Regions from separate parts of the Homo sapiens genome. Here region 2 is linked to region 1. A link is a contact called in ENCODE Hi-C or POLR2A ChIA-PET data. All regions are on one chromosome and are shown on one strand. The core of a region is the stretch at or near the end of the contact, and the rest is flanking DNA. Distances in the headings are between cores, read along the strand shown.

What was found. Hi-C counts contacts between places; a loop is a spot of excess contacts on that map. ChIA-PET counts read pairs that join two places held with the same protein, here RNA polymerase II (POLR2A). Pooled maps may share reads with other maps.
Region 2: a loop to region 1 is called in a map of ascending aorta, with 2.0 times the contacts of the local background. The contact joins two enhancer-like sites. A Hi-C loop is called at or near these places in 1 of 168 maps with a recorded cell type or tissue (ascending aorta) and 4 of 50 pooled maps. POLR2A ChIA-PET finds 5 or more read pairs at or near these places in 1 of 52 experiments (WTC11).

Annotation. Positions count from the first base shown.
Region 1 is chr1:3,216,248-3,222,503 of GRCh38, reverse strand. All of the region lies in intron 2 of PRDM16 (PR/SET domain 16), which reads right to left. Among named protein-coding and RNA genes, the nearest start is that of MIR4251, 91 kb to the right of the region's middle. RefSeq lists enhancers at 1-390, 391-933, 2,562-3,104, 3,105-3,648, 4,470-5,238. Within about 2 kb of position 3,108, at least 8 of the 41 ENCODE cell types and tissues checked have a DNase peak (open chromatin) inside an H3K27ac peak, as active enhancers do; they include ascending aorta, where a contact is called at or near this core.
Region 2 is chr1:3,420,058-3,426,313 of GRCh38, reverse strand. It overlaps PRDM16 (PR/SET domain 16), which reads right to left. Exons shown (of 17, transcript NM_022114.4): 13 at 564-733; 14 at 89-263. Among named protein-coding and RNA genes, the nearest start is that of ARHGEF16, 31 kb to the left of the region's middle. RefSeq lists an enhancer at 5,150-5,650. Within about 2 kb of position 2,858, at least 10 of the 41 ENCODE cell types and tissues checked have a DNase peak (open chromatin) inside an H3K27ac peak, as active enhancers do; they include ascending aorta, where a contact is called at or near this core.

The sequences.
Region 1 (6,256 bases), core at 1,859-4,358:
CCACAGGCCGAAGGAGAGGCTTCCTGGAGGGAAGAAAGGCGGGGTAGTTGGCAACAGGCTGCGAGCCCCCACTCCTCATGGCGGAGGGAGGGAGAGAGACCTTCCTCAGCAAAAAAGAGGAAGTCCCAGCACCCAGGCCTGCTGGAGCCTCAGCTTGTTCTTCCAGCTCAGAACGCTGGAAAATACATCTCAGGGCCAGCAGCTGGGGCACCGCTCCCTCCCAGGGGAATTACATCTGTCGTCACCAGCTCCTCACTGGGGGAGGCTGGGCTGGGTGGGTGGGAGGGAACCCACGTGGGCAGCCCTCTGGCTGGTTATTTGCTTTGTCAGGGGGTGGGACCTGAGCTCAAGGTCACGGCACCTGTGGCGGAGGCTGGCCCTGCAAACGCACCTGCAACAGCCCCTCCTTCCCCTTGGGCCTCCCTCACCTCACTTCCTGCCAGCACGGGGCCTGCAGACCTCTGCTGGGGAGCAGTGGACGCCCTCCAGGGTCTAGGGAGCAGATAAGACGCGAGACTACTTCATGAAGTTTACTGTATCCCCATCTAAATTTGTGGCTTTTCCTGCACAGATTTCTCCATACCCAGCAAACTCTGAGGATGGCTCCAAGGTTCTGGGCCTCAGGATGGGAGTGAATTCTCCATGAGGAAATTGTATATGTGTGTGGACATCTGTGTGCACATGTGTTTTGCATGCACGACCTGTGTTTGTGTGTACATGTGCCTAGACACGCATGCATGTCACTGTTTGCACACATGTGCGTCTGTGCATGTGTATGTGTGTGCATGCGTGTACATGGGGGCATCCATGTGTGTCCCACATGCCCAGGGTGGACATTTCAGGGCCGGGCAGGCATTGAGGGGAGAAGGGGGAAATGCAAGAGGCTGCCCCTGCCTCTGCTCTCCAAGCAAGCGCAGTGCATGACGTTCATTGGAAGCCAGACTTCTCTGTGACTGCTGGCCCGACCAGCAATGCTTTATTTTGACTAAAGAACATGCAGTGCTTAGAGAGTCGGTGCAGGCCGGACAAAGAGTCTCCCCAGTGAGGCCAGCTGCAAGCGCCTGTCATTTGTGCAAACACAGCAAATCCAAGCAGCTTTTGCATCTTCTGGAAAAAAGTCCCACGTACATGATCCGGTTTGATTGTCTCTGTTACGCTGAACCGGAGGCTCAGAGAGGCTCATGACTTTAAGGCCACACAGCAGGCAACTGAGCGCTGGAACCGGGAGGCCCAGAGTCCAGTCTTCTGCTCTCTTAGTCTAGAGACTGTTTCCCTGAAGAGCGGAGTGAGGCAGAGGCTGTGGGGCACTGCCCATCTTTGCCAGAGACCGAATGCTGAGGCTGAGTTGCACACGGTGAGGTTGCACACGTCCCAAGGCCCTAAGCCAGTGTCGGCATGGCCAGCTGAAATTCCAAGGCCCAGCCACTGGCAACCCGTCCCCCCTCTCCACCTCACTGACCACCCTGGGTTGTAAACATGACTCCTGCTCCCAGACAGGGTCTCCCTCTCTTGAGTCTGAGCATCAAGTGGCCTGATGGGATGGATTCTGAAATCACCATGTGTCAAAGGGCTGGAAGAGGCTGGCTCTGCCACTGTGGTGCACTTTCTCCCAAGGCTGGGCTAGGTTGGCCCTTTCCTCCCTGGGCAGCTTATCTCAAAGAGACCAAGGCGAGGAGCTTCCCCATGCAGACTGTAGCAGCACCCTTGGAGGAGGCGAGCAGATGCACGAGCCCTGCACCCTGGGCTGCCTCCCTGTTTGGGTTCCTGTTTGCCAGGCCCCTGCACACCTGTCATCCAGGGAGCTTCTCCCAGTGACACCCAGGAACTGCCAGAGAATGGGGAGAGAGACCAAATGGTGTCCTTTCAAGAAAGGGCCCCTCTAGACCATCCCCAAAGTCAGCCTTCCGTTGCATTTCAGGCCAAGGAGAACCACAGCAGCCTGGGGGTACGGCAAGACTCGAGGCCAGGTGGGCCGGCTGCTCCTGTGGCCCCTGCACCTGCAAGCAGGTCTTGGCTTTCTCAGCCCTGCCGACCCAATGTTGCCCCAACCTGTGCTGGTCCTGCGTGACCAGGTCCCAGGCCCACAGAGCTGTGGAAGGTGGCAGACGCGGGGAGGGCTGCAGGTAGCTCCTGGATTGGCCCTGGGCGTGAGTCTGAGCCAGGACAGACCACAGGTCCTGGGGCTGCCCTGGCCGGCTGCTATGATGCCTGTGACGTGGCCCCACGGTGTTGGGGACAGGTTTTGTGTGCATCGGCTGGGAGGCTGGGCGTGCTGTGGGGCCACAGAGATGTGTGGAGGAAGGTGCCGCAGACGGAGTGACGGCGTGGGCACGGCGAGGACAAGATGCATTCCTCCCGGCGCGTGTGGGCACGGAATGAATGTCTCTTCAAAATGAGGGCTATGTCTGGAGATGCAGGCAAACCCATTTAGATCCTCTGAGAGCCCACTCGGGGGCTTTTACTGTCTGAGGTTACGTGGTCAATGGTTTTCAGGAGAGGCTCATTATTACCTCAGCGCCAAACATCTGTGGCCAGCACCGCAGCCTCGCCATCTCCCCAGGGAGACTCCGCCGGTCTGGGTCCATGGCCTGTGCTAGCTCCGTGGATCCGGGGGACCTCATGCCTGTGGGGGAGCTGGCTTTGCTGAGATATCCTCCTCCGGCTTGCCAGAGGTGGGGAGACAGCGCCCGTGAGGTATGGGGGTTTCTCCCGAAGTCGGTGAAGCAGGGCAGGCGGGCGGTTACAGAGCCTTGAAATGCAGGGCGAGAGAGATGGCCGCTCCTGCCATGTTCAGCCCTTGCTCCTGCCATGTTCAGCCCTCACTCCTGCGGGACATTATCTGCACAGAATCTCCCGAGTGCAGAGCTGTGGCGGGGATCTGGGAGAATTTTATCGTCCTGTTCCCGAACACTGCAGACAGACCTGGGTAATTATTAACCCGGCTTCTGACTCTCTCTGTTCCCAAAGATGATACTGCCCTACCGAGGGCCTGCCAGCCCCCTGCGCTCTCCTCCCACGCTGGACCCCTTCCCCCGCCCCAGCTCCAAGGGGAAAGAATGAGAAGGCAGGTCCTCCGGGAGCTGGCACGGCAGACAATGTGTGTCTTGTGTGAGTAATTTAGCGCTGTGGCCAGTCAATCTGGTTTCTGGGCCCGCTGCCCTGACCCTCTTTAGAGCTGCTTGCTCTCGCCGACACAGTGTGAAACATTTTCTTTCACTGCGCTGACACTCCGCAGATTGAGACGTCAGCCTGGTCCAACTGCAGCAAATTAGCAATTTTTCTTTTGCTAATTGGAAATAAAAATGTTTGCCGAGGGAGCCGTTTGTCGGCATGCGGTTTTCGGTTTCTGTGCACCGTGAGGCTGTGTTGAAAATGCATCCTGAGGTACTGCCCACCCTGGGGTGCCCCTCACCACAAATCCTAAAGGCCCTCCTCGCGGCAGTGTGCAGAACACGCCTCTCCCCTGCAGCTCTCCGCTCAGCCCGGCACTGGACGCGAGGACCCCTCCTTTGGGAGAGCTGGGCCCCAGGCTGTGAACTTTCGGAAAGCCATTGGGATTGGCAGGTGGCAAAACTGTCTAGGGTGAGCTGTGAGAAAGCTCTTTGCAGGGAAGAGGGAGAACACGTCTCCAAAAATGCCAGCTGGGTTACGGGATTTCTGAGCAAGCGTGGTTCGGGTTGTCCACCTTGTCCGCTGAGCGTGCACCTGGGGGAGGAGCGTCCTGAGGCCTGGCCTCCAGGGCACATCTGATTTCAGCCACCCCTCGCTGCCAAGAGTAGAAAAGACCCCAGCTCGTGGGTAGAAGGTGGCAGAGGCACCTGCCAGTGTGGATAAGGGGAGGAAGCATCTTCTGCTAATTGGAACAAAGAAAGAAAGAGCCAGAAGGAAGGCAGAGAACATCCCTTTCTAAGGAAGGGCCTTGAGATCAGGTGTAGCCATTCAAAACTTGGTGAAGAGACAGGCCCCACCGATGCCCACCTGTGCGGGCGGGCACATCTGTGTGCACGTGTGCGTATGTGTGCCTTGGAGTGGGTGGGTGTGCCCAAGTGTGTCATGGCCTGTTCCCGCACACCGAGGTGGCCCCGGCTGCCCCCTGGGGATACCTGGGGAAGCTGGGGCTGCTGGCCAGCACCTAACGGGTTACTGCCCTCCCCCCTTCTCCGATAAAGCATTTGACAGCCATGCCTAATAATTCTTTCTGCTGGGTTTTTTCTTGATGTCTTTATGTGAATATGAAGCCGGAATGAAAGGCTTTGGGGGACCCCCATGAGAGAGGAGAAGTACGAACCAGAGAGGAAGAAAGAGCCCTGCGGCTCCCTGCCGAGAGCCAGGCACCTCCTCTGGCCGTCACGCCAGGCTGCAGAGGCCCTTTGTAAGTGCAGGCGACTCTTCTTCACTTGGCCACGACAATAGTGTTTTGTGGCGAGGGATGGGATGGGGGCGGCAGCGAGGGGCTCGCCCCAGGGCCTGCAGATGTTGGATGAGGGGTGATTTATTGCTCCGGTGTCCTCCTGCATTTGGCTACCTTCCCAGACCCCAACATCGGTGACAGAGGAGGGAGGGCCGGCAAGAGGGGGAAGAGGCCGGTGGCAGCAGTCCAAGGGGGCACCCCAAAACCTCGTGTGGGGAGCAGAGTTGGGAGTGAGCGAGGTAGCATGCAGGCGGCATCCCGAATACTTCTAGGGGGAAGAGCGCGCGTCCCAGCCAGCCCAAAATGAAACTCGCAGGGCCTCAAGGAAAACTGGGCTGAGTTTCTCAAGAGCTCTCCCGTGTTGAAAAAAAAGATCTACCGGGATGCACGGCACGGGGACCTGGCCCCAGGAAGAGCAGGGCCGTGAGTGAAAACGCTGCTTCTGGACAGCGTGCACTCAGCCACAGTGGCTGGGAGAACCCCTCACCCTCGCCGTAGACTTAGGCCAGCGCACTCAGCATGGCTGCCAAGCTCGACAGAGGCCAGTTTATGCTCCCAGGCACTCTTGAGATCCACTTTCATCTGGAATAAGGAGCAGAAAGGAGCGGTTTTCCTCTTGAGTTCTGACCTGGCCCAAACCAGAGAAGCCATAAATCCAACCAGGAGGGCTGTTCCCATGAGATCCCTGCTCCCATTCCAGACCAAATAAGCCGAGAAGAGCTGGGGGGCAGCCCAGCAGCTGCTGCAGCGTCTTCTGAACTGACAGCCTGCAAGCTGCCGTGCGCCCACTGCTGTGGCCGCCCCATCCCCAGCGCTAACCCAGGCTAAGGAGCTGGACGCCAGCCGCCCAGGAATGGATTCTGGGTCACTTCCAGGGAAGAGAAATCACTGCCGATCAACTCACACACGGGCGAATGCCCGTTTCACGGTGAAAGGTGTGTGAGGAGAAGGCCACCCGGGGCTTTTTATCCTGTTTGGGAATGAGCTTTGGTCACGGAGCCCTGGAGGAAAACACCACACAGAAAGCGTGCTTCTATCCACACAGAGGGTGCCGTTTCCCCTGCTGCCCTGCAACATTTGGACATGGAACAGTGCTAGGCTACGAGTTAATTCACAGAGGAACTGCCGCAATCCCAGTGGGTGGCTTCAGGCTGTCAGAGACAGTGGTGGCCCAGGGAGGGACCAGGAGCCTGGGAGGCTGAGGAAGACAGAGGTGCGGACAGTGGGCACCTGAACTCTATGGCAGTCACGGATGACTGGCTACAGGAACCTGTCCCCTCCAGTTCCATGCTGATGGCCACAGCCACAGCCCCGCCCTCTGCAATATCAAGAATGGTTTCAGCATCTCCAGTCTCAGGCATGGGCCTAGACTCTCTGATTTCGTGAGGCCAACCACAGCCTCCGGACAGTGTGGCTCCTGACTCCTGCCCCAGGTTTGGGGAGACTCTGGGATGCCCAGCTCCAGCCTGCTAGGATGCCCACCTCAGCCTTCTATGGCAGGTCATTGAGTGTGCCCAGCTGTGATGTGACAACTAGGCCTGGTTCGGCGGGGGACAGCCACCGGGGGCATCTGAAACCCACCAACCCACCAGACCTGGGTGGGGATGTGTCTGGGTGTGTCTCCCCACGCAGGCCATATTGGGGAAGGCTCTTGGATTCTCCTTCCCTGGTGGGCTCAGGGGCCTGCAGGAGCATGCATGCTCTGTGGGTCTCCTCTCTGTGGAGGCCCCTCTGGCTTCCCAGCCCCGTGGCATGGATGTCACTGGAGTGACAGCACTGTGACAACCCACTGTACTTTCTGCGGGTTGGACGCTTCTTGAACATGGCTGGTTCAGCATCTCGGGG
Region 2 (6,256 bases), core at 1,609-4,108, 200 kb before region 1:
TGGGGTGGAGGTGCATGTCCTCTGAGGGTGGCCACGCAGGGCTGTTGGCCGGGTCCAGACTTTCCCCAGCCCGCGATAGTTTTCTTACCGTTTCTCTGTTCGCGTTGATGCTTGGTTCATCTCACTATTGGCAATAAAGTTTCTGATTTCCGAGAAATAAGAGTCTTCTTTCTCGTCTAAAAGTGCGTGGTTGTCCGACTCTGAGGTGGGAGAGGACGCGCTGGTCCCCAGGTGGTTCGTGAGGACCCCGGGGTGCTGGCTCACTGCGGAGGGGCGGGAGCATCAGGGGGCGGCCTCTCGCTGGACCCCTCCCTCCGTGGGGCAAACCAACCGCGAACGGGGTACACCTGGGGTGCTGTTAGGGAGGCAGGTTTCTTAGGGACACCGGAGAGCACGAGGTTCTCTTTAATGACCACGGTTTGAGGGGTGCCTGTTGGCTTCCTGAGGGGTAGTCTGTGGCCCTCTTCCCTGCCCGGCGCCCACTCCCCTGCTGTTCCCCCTCCCCCTCTGTGGGGCCTGCCCGTGTGGGTGCTCTGGGGGCTGCCCCACCCCGCGTGGCCCACCTGGTGCGTTCTCGTGCTCGTGCTTCTTGAGGTGCCGGTCCAGGTTGGTCTGCTGCCCGAAGCAGCGGTTGCACAGGTGGCACTTGAAAGGCTTCTCCTTGTTGTGGATGTTCCGGACGTGCCGCTGGAGGTTCGAAGAGATGCTGAAGGAGCGGTCGCAGTACTTACACCTGGAAGGGGCACACGCGCTCCTCAGTGCAGGCCCCGGCTCTGCATGGCAGGCCGGGCCACAGAGGGTGGGGGGAAGGGAGCCCGCGCCCCTGCCCCGTGCCCCGTGCACAGCTTTGCCCCGCCGTGTCCCGGAGGTTGCTGGATCTCCCAGCTGCAGAGCCAAAGGCATCCTGGGGAAGCTGTCCCTAGAAACAGCCCCGGCTTCAAGAAGCAGGGGTTCACGCCTATAATCACAGCACTTTGGGAGGCCAAGGCGGGTGGATCACGAGGTCAGGAGATCGAGACCATCCTGGCTGACATGGTGAAACCCCGTCTCTACTAAAAATACAAAAAAATCAGCCAGTCGTGGTGGTGGGCGCCTGTAGTCCCAGCTACTCTGGAGGCTGAGGCAGGAGAATGGCGTGAACCCGGGAGGCGGAGCTTGCAGTGAGCCAAGATCACGCCACCGCACTCCAGCCTGGGCGACAGAGCGAGACTCCATCTCAAAAAAAAAAAAAAAAAAAAGCAAGCAGGCGTTCACCCTCCTACTGTTCTGTGGCTGGCTGGTGGATCCCCCTGGAGTGTGCCCCGTGTCCCCTGGGCAGGCGGTGCGCCCGACCCTCCGGCGTCTCCTGCCCTCTGTTGTCTGGGTCTCCCTGGCCCCCAGGCCGCGGGGCCGGCAGGTCTGCAGCCGGAGGGCGACATGCTCCTTGCAGCCTCCAGAGGGCGGCCTTGCTCCATGGAAAGACACTCGGCAAGGCCAGTTTCCCAGCCGGAGGGGCTCCACAGACCAGCTCCCAGACCAGCTCCCTGTGACCTTCCTCCTCCACCCCTCGAGGTGGCTGGGGGCCCCTGGGCAGGCCCCACCTCACTTGGAGCCTCAGTTTGCCAGTCCATTCATGGAGGGCTTGGGGGCTGCCCTGGATGTTGCCACTTGTTGGCTGCCTCCTCTATTAAGGACACAAAGACCACACTGGCCCCTTTGGGCACTGCCAGCTCCCGGGCTCGGTTTATCTTTATTCCCCCAGGGTGGGCAGGGCTGCTGCCGGCCTGCACCGTGCACGTGGGGAAGTTGGGATGAGACCCCCTTCCTCCATCTGGCCTCCACGGCATCAGGCAGAGCAGGACTCTAACACCCTGAGTTTATCAGAGCAAGGCCCCTTGCGGCTGGAAAGTCGTCATAATGAGCGATCGAGGAGGGCTGCGTGTGGAGGGTTCCCCTCAGTGTGGGGCCCTTGGGCTGGGAGTGACCTTCACAGCCACACGTGGTGACCCTGCAGGCAGGGAAAGGGAGGGTTGTTCTCTCCCATTTTTAGAGAGCGGGGCTGAGAACTAGGGGGCCTGAGCGACATGTGCATTGAGCAGCAAGAAAATCATGCCTGAAACGAAGAGGGGGAGCTGGGGATGAGCTAAGGAGGAACCCCATGAGCTCTGTAGATGCACGTGCGCTGCCTCTGTGAAGACAGCCTCCTCCCTGGGGGGCATCCGGCGGGGGGCTGGGACTGGCTTACTGAGAGGCACCCGGCTGGGCTGGGCGACGGTGAAGGGAACCCTGACTGCATGGTTTTCAGTTGCACGTGGGTGCTTGGCATGTGCGTGTGTGCCATGCCTGTGTGTGCACACTTGTGTGTGCTCTTGGTCATCAGAACGCCCGCAGCGGTGCTCATCTGATCCCACAGGCACACACGCACTTGAACATTCTGTTTATATGATCATGCGTTTTCATATTTTGAAAACAAAGCAAGCTCCATGATGCCCATGGCACAGCACACAGAAAGTCTACCCACTGCAGCAGGATCCTGGCCGGGGGGGCCTGGTAGCAGCTGGAGACCAGGCCAGGGCCTCTGTGGGAGCCTCTGTGGAGGCACCAGGATGGGGCAGGGTTTGTTCACCCGGAGTGGGTGTGGCTGTTCTAAGCACAGTGGCCTTCGTTCCCACAGAGGACAGGACTCCGAGAGGCCCCACCCCGCCCCGACCGGTGCCGGTGGCCCGCTCCAGAGCAGCATACTGGTCACATGCCCTTGTCACATGGATGGGGACGTGCCTGGTGACACTCGGGAGTCCTGGCCTCCCAGACCGGGAGGGGCTGTGTGGCTCGGCCTTCTCGGCACGGTGCTGCCCTGTACAGGAGGGGCCTGGGCTGGTGTTTGCTATCACAAAAGCCTGGCGAGGGAGTCTGACCTGCCATCAACACACCCGCAGGGGCCTCCCCAAGGCAGGAAGCTTCAGTCCCACACCTTCCGGGTGCTGCTGCCGGGCCCAGGAGCTCAGCATTCCCCACGTGCAGGGGCTGCGGCCGTGAGAAACTGTCCTTGGAATCTCAGAGCCTGCGAGTCTCCCCCAACTCCCCAGGCTGCCTGGTAAAACCTAGCAAGTCTGAAAATGGGTCCCCTAGAGAACGGGAGGCAGTCCTGGGAGAAGGGCACTCCTCTCCCACGCCTGGCCGAGGCATATCCCCATCCCACTTCGTCCCAGCAAACTTCCCTGGTGCTGCCCTAAGGCTTCATCCACTCAATTCCTGAACCTTCCAACCTTTGCCGGAGGCCAGGCTCACTCTGGCCTCTTCAACAGTAGACAGGAAAAGAAGCATTGGTGATCGAAGTCCCTGAGCTCCCCGAAGTGACCCTCAGCCTTCTCTGCTCCTGATCCCAGGGGCCTGGCCTGTGGGCTTCTTCTCTGGGAGCCCCTGCTCCTGCCCGGGTCAGCTGAGCTGCCTCCGGGCACCCGGGTCCCAGCGTCTCCTCCCACAGCCCAGTGACAGGCAGCGCCCTGGCTTGGACTGGCCATCCACAAAGCCTGCCCTGGGCGGCGCTGCAGTTTTGTTTGACTCGGCCTGTGAACTCACACAAGAATAAGGCCGAGGATGGAGCCCTTTCGGCAGCAGGGTTGGAGATGCTTGGGTGCCCCCCTACCCGACGTGTCCCACACAATCTCCCAGAAAGGAGGGATTTTACACCCTCCAATGCATTTTCTCACATCCCCCACCCTGACACATCCTTAGACTGGAATGGTGGTGCCTGGCCCTGGGACCGCCATGCTTTTGAGGCTGACTGACTGCTGAGAAAGGACACACTGGACTCTGCGTCTCCAGCCCGGATGCAAAGCACCTGCCAGTCTGAGCATTCAGGCTCTGCCCAGCCAGAGGCTTCCCACCCAGCTGGGGCCATGTGCCCCTCTGGCATGTTGAGGCAGCCCAATCTGTCTGCCTGCCTGACTGTCTGTCTGCCTGCCAGTCTGCCTGCTTGCCAGTCTGTCTATCTGCCTTCCTGCCTGTCCATCTGCTTGTCTGTCTGCCTGTCTGTCTGCCTGCCTGTCTGTCCATCTGTCTGTCCACCTGCCTGTCTGTCTGCCTTCTTGCCTGTCTGCCCTGCCTGTCTGTCTGCCTGTCTGTCCATCTGTCTGTCTGCCTACCTATCTATCTATCTGCCTTCCTGCCTGTCTGCCCTGCCTGTCTGTCTGCCTGTCTGCCTGCCTGTCTGTCCATCTGTCTGTCCACCTGCCTATCTTCCTTCCTGCTTGTCTGCCCTGCCTGTCTGTCTGCCTGTCTGTCCATCCATCTGTCCATCTACCTGTCTGTCTGCCTTCCTGCCTGTTTGCCTGTCTGTCTGTCTGCCTGTCTGTCCGCCTGCCTGTCTGTCTTCCTGTCTGTCCGCCTGCCTGTCTGTCTGCCTGCCTGTCTGTCTTCCTGTCTGTTTGCCTGCCTATCTTCCTGTCTGTCCGCCTGCCTGTGTGTCTGCCTGTCTGTCTGCATGTGTGCTCAAACACGGCTCATTCAGTTCCTGGTTTCTTTGGAAATGCAGAGACTTTTGCAGAAAGTCCACCTAATGGCTCTTGCATAAACCCTAGCAATTGTGGATCCGAGGTAAGAAATGGGATTGGAAAAGAAGCTTGTTCATAAAACTGGAGAGCAAGTCCCTTGTGTGAAGCTCTGGGGCCGGGGAGAGCCACGAACAGGGCTGTGCGTTCAATTTGGTTGCAGAGAGCCCTGAACGTGGCCCTCTCTTGCTTCTAATCTAAATAAATGGCCCAGACAGAGAAGTCCATTTGAAATTTAGGGGAGCCGTGAGCCCAGGGCTGCGAGGGAGCAGAGTTCTCCGAGCAGCTGGGGTCTGCGTTGTAAATAAGCTGACAAGCGGCCAGTGAAATTGATGGTCTCACTGCGTAAAATAACACGCCCGTGAGCTCCAAAAGGAAGGAGAACGTGCAGGGTAGCCTGGCCCTGGTGCAATGCGGAGGGCCTTGAGAGGACCTTGCTGTGACCGTGCCTGCTGCACTCCCAGAGAAGCCATTGGCAGGGGAACAACAGAGTATGGGCAGGTCAGGGGGGGTGGCCAGGGCCCCCGAGCCCCTGAGCACTGGGCAGCGGCATCCTTCCTAGGATCCAGTGAGGTCTCCTGCAGCCACTACAGGGGGATCTGCTTTTGGTGACTGTAAAAGTGAGGGAAGAGGAAGAAAGAAGAGATTTTGAAACCCAGCCGTAAAAATACAACTAAAAAAGAAAGGACATGCACGGGCCGCGTGCAGCCCCCGATGGAAGCACAACTGTGCCTCCCTTGCACGCTCCAGCTTCACACAGAAGGCAGGATGGAGCCTGGGGAGATGATGGAAGCACACGGCAGACTAGGGAGTCAGCAGCCCTGAGGCAGGAATCTCGGTCCCAGCAGGAGTCCCGGGCAGCCCTGCTCGCATCCAGGCTGTGACTCCAGGCTCCACTGGGCAGCCTCCCAGAGAGACCCCCGGGCCGGCTGTCAGGACGAAGACCAAGGAGCAGCCCCTCTCCCCACTCCCAGTTCAATTTTCATGCTTCTCCAACCCAAATCCCGCAAAGCCTATATGCTTAACTTTTTTTTTAAGAAATAAGACTGCCATTAACTCAATCTCACCTTCCCGCTTCACTCAAAGACCTCTAGGCCAGGAGAAGCTAGGGGCCAAGTTACCTCCAAGAAACATATTTGGTGCACCAAAGGCTCTACGTTCCCTACCTCAGGGCTTTGAAACACATTCTGAACGATTTCAGGTCATCTGAGGCAAGGACTTAAACGGAAGAGGCTTCCAATGTCATCTGGTTTGATTACCCTATCACTCCAGGCAACCCATGAGAAGCCTGCTTCCTCCTGCTTGCGCGGGGCTGCGTCAGCCCGACCTCTCCAGGGCACACACATATGCACATGCGGCGGGCACACACGTGGGTGCTGGCACCGGAAAGGGGCTCACACTGGGGCGGGCATGGGGGGTTGAGCTCCTCTTGGCAGGCTTCTGGGGATGGCCGGCACTTTCCCTCCTCCAATTTAAAATCCTTCTGATTATCAAAGCCAGTCCAGAAACCACCAGTGGTATCAAAAGGAAAGCTACACGCTCCAAACCCCTCGGCACAGACCTGCCTTGAGCCAGATAAAGTCAGGATTTGCAACACAAACTTGCAAAGCAATTATTGTTACCAAAGTCGAAACTCACAGATTGGAGAGAGCAAAAGAAATCAATGATAATTAAATTCTTCTATAAACACCACCCCGACCCTCTAGGGGCTCTTAGCACACAACGCT